2 separate regions of the Homo sapiens genome follow, and region 1 is linked to region 2. The links are chromatin contacts, found by Hi-C in ENCODE. All regions are on one chromosome and are shown on one strand. The core of a region is the stretch at or near the end of the contact, and the rest is flanking DNA. Distances in the headings are between cores, read along the strand shown.

Evidence for each region. A loop is a pair of places that touch in the nucleus more often than their neighbours do. Pooled maps may share reads with other maps.
Region 1: a loop to region 2 is called in a map with no recorded cell type, with 2.4 times the contacts of the local background. The contact joins two enhancer-like sites. A Hi-C loop is called at or near these places in 1 of 168 maps with a recorded cell type or tissue (Right ventricle myocardium inferior), 17 of 37 single-sample maps with no recorded cell type and 4 of 50 pooled maps.

Annotation. Positions count from the first base shown.
Region 1 is chr6:39,528,394-39,531,842 of GRCh38, forward strand. The region is part of intron 13 of KIF6 (kinesin family member 6); the gene reads right to left. Among named protein-coding and RNA genes, the nearest start is that of KIF6, 200 kb to the right of the region's middle. RefSeq lists enhancers at 1,984-2,123, 2,234-2,293, 2,314-2,393. Within about 2 kb of position 1,943, at least 3 of the 41 ENCODE cell types and tissues checked have a DNase peak (open chromatin) inside an H3K27ac peak, as active enhancers do.
Region 2 is chr6:39,400,201-39,403,558 of GRCh38, forward strand. The region is part of intron 15 of KIF6 (kinesin family member 6); the gene reads right to left. Among named protein-coding and RNA genes, the nearest start is that of KCNK16, 79 kb to the left of the region's middle. Within about 2 kb of position 2,096, at least 2 of the 41 ENCODE cell types and tissues checked have a DNase peak (open chromatin) inside an H3K27ac peak, as active enhancers do.

The DNA of each region.
Region 1 (3,449 bases), core at 693-3,192, 130 kb after region 2:
GCTACTGTAAATAATGGTGAAGTGAACATGGGAATGCAGACATGTCTTTGACATCTTGATTTCAAATCTTTTGGATACATATTGATTTCAAATCCAGAAGTGGCATTACTGGATCATATAGTAATTCTATTTCTAGTTTTTCTAGGAACCTCCATATAGTTTTCCACAATGGCTGTATTAATTTACATTCCCACCAACAGTGTACAAGGGTTCCCTTTTCTCCACATCCTCCCCAACACTTGTCATCTCTTGTCTTTTTGATAATAGCTATTCTGACAGGTGTGACTTGGTATCTTATTGCAGTTTTTAATTTGCATTTCACTAATGATTGGTGATATTGAACATTTTTTCATGTATCTGTTCATAGACTGGAAGAATTAATATTGTTAAAATGTCCATGTTACTAAAGTGATCTATAGATTCAATGTATTCCCTATCAGAATTCCAAAATCATTTTTCATTGCAATAGAAAAAACAAATTCTAAATTTCATATGGAACCACAAAAACCCCTGAATATCCAAAGCTATCATGAGTAAAAAGAACAAACAGCATGGTCCTAGCATACAAATAGACTCATCGACCAATGGAACAGAATAGAGAGCTCAGAAATGAACCACACATGTAGACTCAACTGATTTTTGACAAAGATGCCAAGAATACACAAGGAGAAAAAGAGACTCTTCAATAAGTGGTGTTGGGACAACTATTTATATGCAGAAGAACAAAACCGGATGCTTATCTCACACCATATTCAGAAATCAACTCAAAATGGACTAAAGAGTTAAACTTATCTGAAACTGAAAAATTACTAGAAGAAAAGATGGGGGAAAAAACTACATGACACTGATCTGGGCAATAATTTTTTAGATTTGACCCAGAAAGTGTAGGCAACAAAGGCAAAATTAGACAAATGGGGTTACATAAAAATAAAAAGCTTCTGCAGAACAATGTAAACAACAGAGAGCAGAGGCAACCTATGAATTGGGAGAAAATATTGTAAGCCATACAGCTGATCAGGGATTCATATCTGAAATAGATAAGATATTTATAAGAAAATCCAATAACTCTACAGAAAGAAAACCAATAATTCAATTTAAAAATGGGTGACCTGGCCAGGCGCAGTGGCTCATGCCTGTAATCCCAGCACTTTAGGAGGCCAAGGTGGGCAGATCACAAGGTCAAGAGATTGAGACTATTCTGGTTAACACAGTGAAACCCCGTCTCTACTAAAAAATACAAAAAATTAGCCAGGCGTGGTGGTGGGCGCCTGTAGTCCCAGCTACTTGGGAGGGTGAGGCAGGAGAATGGCATGAACCCAGGAGGCGGAGCTTGCAGTGAGCCAAGATCATGCCACTGCACTCCAGCCTGGGCGACAGAGCGAGACTCCGTCTCAAAAAAAAAAGGGTGACCTGATAGACATTCCTCTTAAGAAGACATATAAATGTTCACATTATTCTTTAAGACTGAGATGTTCTTTCTTCCATCTTTGAATGTCCAAATTCTGCCCATCCTTTGAGATTTAACTTTCATGTCACCTGCTCTGTAATGCTTTTCTCAACCTACTTATTAAATCCTCTCCTTCTCCTTTGAATTCACAGAGTATTTCTTCCAATTCCTGCTTAGAGCACTTGTTATTTCAGTCTCTGCTCTTTGGGTACAAAGCCAGCCTCCACTGTTTAAATGTAAGCTCCCCAAACCAGAGACCCATTCTCCGTTCACCTTGGCATTGCCTACAGCATGTACCCTGGTACCCTGGGCCTTTCTATATACACAGCAGGGACTCAACAAATTCTCATTGAGGAGGAGATAAGGGTCTGGAGCCTCCAGGCTACAGCTTTGGCTTTCATTTCACCTTTTAAAATGCCAATGGCATCATCTGTGATGAGTGGGTTCTGTTGGTATCTCAAAGAGTTAAAGGAGGTGGTGAGTCATCAGGGCTCTCAGAACACTGACTGGTTCCAGGTGACTATTTAGAATAGGCAGTCAGAAAACTAAAACAGAAAGAAATTTTTAAAAAACTCCAACCTTAAAATGCCTCCTATTTTAAAGTGAACAATACAACTCTTTCCAAACTACGGAGCGGAACAATCTCTCTCATTATTTCAATGAAACCAAAACAGACATTTAAACTCCAAAACAACAACAAAAAGCCCCAAAGCCCCTAACCTTCCTTGGCCATGTCAGGCTGCTTGCGCAATGACTCTGCAGGGCTCTCTAGGGAACCATGAATTCGGTTTCATTTTCTAATCTGAAGGGAGTTATTTTCAGCATAAATTGGTAAAGTGGAGGTGAATGGGAAATGAGAGAGGGTTGTCAAAGGGGAGACAGTTTCACAGCAGTTTCAGAGATGGTCAGATTTACTTACTTTCTGCATTAGAAGCAGCCCTAGGGACAGTTAATAGAAACTGTTAACACTGACATAAGGCAGAAATTCTTTCAAAACAACATACTTATTAATTTTTTTGTATTTGGTTTAGTTTATACAAGCCTCTTGTATATAAAATAATGGAATAATAAAAGCCTGATCAGCTCCTAGAATCTTAAATATTGTAATGAACTATCCCATTACCTGTTGCTTTGCCGCCTTGATTCATCCACAACAATTTTCATCCTATTTGTAGTTTTGCCAAAAAAAAACACATCAATCCCCAATCAATCCCTCCCCCAAATGGTGAGATCATTATCATTCCATTTGTGAGCCTACCTCTGCTTAAAGTTATTGGTAGAACTATATCCAATAACAGTGAAAACAACTCAAAAACCCTTTCAGATAGAAGTCTCTTCTTCAAAACTTTAACCTCATTTGTATTTGGACCTTACAAAAAATTTCCATTCTTTTTTCAATGATTTTCTATTCAAGTAAACTTTATTCATTCTCCAAACAAAACTCTAGTCTGTCTCAATAGCAATATCAAGGGAGGAAAAGAGTTACTGAAACTCTTGACTATAATTATAAGGAAGGAGAGTGATTATAAGATGCTGTGGGGAAGAAGAATTATGAGAAGGGAGATGGTGTGGGCAAGAAGACATAGAAATAGAAAAGGCCTGGCACACAACAAGGGGCTGGGCAGTGATATCTGAGGCCATTTCTGCATGGGTACAATAGTGTGTGCCTTTGGAAAAGGCCAGTAAACAGAGCTCCTCCTCTATCATAAGCCATGAGGTTCTAACATGAGTACCGATTTTATTTCAGCAGAGATGCCAATCCCATGCTCTCTATAGCCAACAATGTCAATTGGGGAAATTGTGGGGCCAGGGAAGGCACTCACGGTTCTTGTCTCCATGAAAAGCCTCACCAGCCACCCAGACACCAGGGGGCCAATCCTCACCCTTACCCCCAGCATCCAATCTGCCCCAGATCCCTGTCCACTCGACCTCATAAATGCTTCTGATGCCCCTGCCTCTCTCTCATCATCCCTGTCCTTTGGCCTGGACTTCTGCTATGGCC
Region 2 (3,358 bases), core at 846-3,345:
CATTGTGAGAAGTTTCCTTTAGTGCTGTCACCCCTCCAGGAACAAGGATGGGTGGCTTATAAAGGCGAGCAAGAGGCAAGAAAGCTGTGCAAACTGGAAAAGGGCGGCATTCTTTCAGACACAGGCTGGATGATTATATTCCTAACTCATGCCAATCCTAACTCACAAACTGCTGAAGAAATGAAATCTGGTTAAATGTGTTCCTTTTTGCCCTTCTTAAAAATATCAAAAGCAAGTATTTTTCAGACAGCTTTATACCGGCCACACTGGCCAGGCCTTGTGGGCTCCAAAACAAACACACCTGAGCTAGACTTGGTCAGCATTGGGAGGCCAGAGAGGTGGCCAAGGAATTAATAAAGGAATCTAAAGATTTTTCTCTATCCCCAAAGGCTGCCACTTGAGATAGTTCTTGCTTTGGGGGAGTCATGTGAGTGTGTGGCAAGGAGAGGGGAAGAGGGTTGTGGGGGAGAAGCTTCTGAATCCATTCAGCTTCATGCGACAGGATTTTGACTCTGGCCTGTCACTGGAAACAGATCTGACCCCTTCTCCACGGTGATATTTGTAATCTTTTCTCTTTGCAGTCAAGGGTATCAATGAAGAGTGAATGTGTATGACATGCAGTTTTTGGTGAGAAGTTTACTGTGGGCCTTAGGATATTTTCTGCTGGAGACAATACACTTGATGTAATGATTTTCTGTACCACAGAAATCACAGGAATCTGTTTTCTAAGGATTGATTACATGTCAGCTGACTAACGTCAACAGTCCTTTGTGGGTTGGTATTTTAACAATGTGGCAGTGTTTAGAGGAATTGGTGGTTTTTACCTGGATCTTAGGAAATCACCAATGATGATAATACAATGGGTGAACAATGGGTAAGCTAAGATGTTGCACGTACATGAAGAAGAGATAAGTATCTGAATGGCAAATAGGTGCCCCTAATTCCTAATAGTGTAACATTATCAATGAGGACAGTGACTTCTAGGAAGTTGTTACAGTGGCCGGAGGCCAGTAGCCTTTCTGCAGTTGCTCAAGTCACTTTGGTTGAGAAAGCCTGCATAATCCAGCTCCCATTTTCCTCTGTCTTCTTTTCACCATCTGAGTTATCTCAGAGGTAACACCCCATACCCCCTATCTTAGTGTGGTTTCTCCTGGAAGCAGACCCTAGTACAAGTAGTTTATTTGGGAAATGATCCCTGGAAGCACTGGTAACAGACAAGGGAAGTGAGACATGGAGGGAAGGCAGCCAATCTAGGGGGCAATGGCAAGCCATTTTCCACTATGGGCAATTGGAGCTCAATCCCACTTGGAGACTCTAGGGGCCTGTAGAGGATACATGCCTCAGAGCTCTCACTCCTGCAGAGGGAGGGAGCTGGGGTACGTATACACCAACTGCCAACAGTCATTGATTGAGTCCTCCCGGGGCAGGGGATTTTAATTCCCCAGCACCAGCCTGCCCCACATATATCTCTTGAGTAGGTGAAAAATGCTCTCGGGGGAGTGGGTAGTGCTAGCAGGTGAAGTCATGCTAGTGTGCACATGCCTGGCATGTGGAAGGGATGCAGGTGGGGCTCTGACAACATCTACCCTGTTCCTTATTTCTTGTTTTTCATTATCCTTGTCTGAAAAATATTACTACTGCCTGTAGTTAATATAGTCTCTTACAAACAAACCTAATTCTTTGGCAACAAAACTAGCAGAGAAAGAGGCAGAGGAAATGAAACATTCTAGCTAGTCTATTGCCTGATTTCTTATAGGCCTGGCTGGTATTTTGGGAGTCAGGTTTGTTTTCTGGCCTGGCAAATAGGAGTAACTGTAGCAGCCCTTGGTTTTCTATGGACCCTATTTTAATAGAATGCAGACTGCTTAGACTTTGGCTCACATTCTGCATGCTGAGGTGAGCTACTCTTTCCTCACTTGCTGCCTCAGTTTCCCTTTTTGCAGTGACACCTCAGATAGGAAGCTCTGACATCAGAAGCTCTTCAATTCAGCTTCTACTTGGGGCAATGGAAAAGGTACGATGTGTTACTGTGATGGAAAGCACTGTCAACCAACCCTGGCAGAGGTGCCAGGGGCATGAGGGACTCAAGCCGTTTCGAGGACTCATCCTAGAACAATGCAAACAATTGTCCTCAATCCTGGGTCTATGGGCCTGTTTACTCACTCCGTGCTGTGCCCGGCAGAAACTTGCAGTGATTTAGGAAGTCAGGGAGAGACATTTCTGGCTGTGCGGAACCTGATGAAATACTGTTTTGTGGAGACAGACTAAAAAATAACCAAACGGTCTTTAAGTGGAACAGAGATCAGAAAATCTCCTGAGGCACATTTAAGAAACCCATCAATTTTGCTGGCTTGGCCATAGAAGGGAAAATTGCACTGCAAATGATTATCTCTGATGAAATGTTCCCAAGTCTTTTACAGGGCACTTATTTGTAGTGACCTATTACTCCACCAACGAGGCCTGACTGAGAAGCCCCCACTGGGTGGTTTATAAGGGGAGTCTGCAGAGTAATTGCAGGCTCAATCCTGAGGGCCTCCTGTGTCCTATCTTCTCAACCACCTTACAGGTATCCTGAGGCTGGGGACTCTCCTATGGATTTGTGTGTTTTCCACAGGGCCTCCAACTTTACAGATGTACATAAATTACTGAATGAATAAACCTGAGACCAAGGCTTTCTGCCCAAAGTCCTCATCGTAGAAGCCCTCAATTTCCTACTTGCCCTGACCAAACTGAGGAAAAGCTGTGGCAAAAGCTCCTACTGCGTTCAGCCTGAAATAATTCACCACAACCTGTATCATCAACCCATACCCAATTACCTAAAGTGCTCTTTCTAGAGAAATTAAAAAAAAAATTCTGTTCTCCAACATAAGATTCATTTTAAAATGACAGCTGAGGTCATTTCTTTTATAAAAGCTGAGGTGGGTTGTCTGATATTCCCTCCTGTCTTCTTTCCTTGGTGGATTCATACTGTTTTATTTTTTATTTATTATTAAATATGGTAAAATTGACTTGGGAGCATGTGTGTGCATCATGGGTTTGGACACACACATAGATTTGTGTAGCCACCTTCAAAAGCAGGATCCCCAAGAGTTCTGTCACCCCTGGACTCCCTCACAAGGCCATGTTGGACTCACACCCTTCTCCCACCCCTGCCCTGCATTGTGGAAGTTCTCACTTTTTCAGAATGTCATATAGCTGGAATCAGATAGTAGGAGGCTTTATGAGACTGGCTTCTTTCATCCAGCACAATGCCTTTGAGAGTCACTCATGTTGTCTTATTTACCAGCAGTCTGCTCTTTTTATTGCTGAGTAATGTTCTATTGTATGCACTCTATTGAAGTCTATCCCCTCACTCACT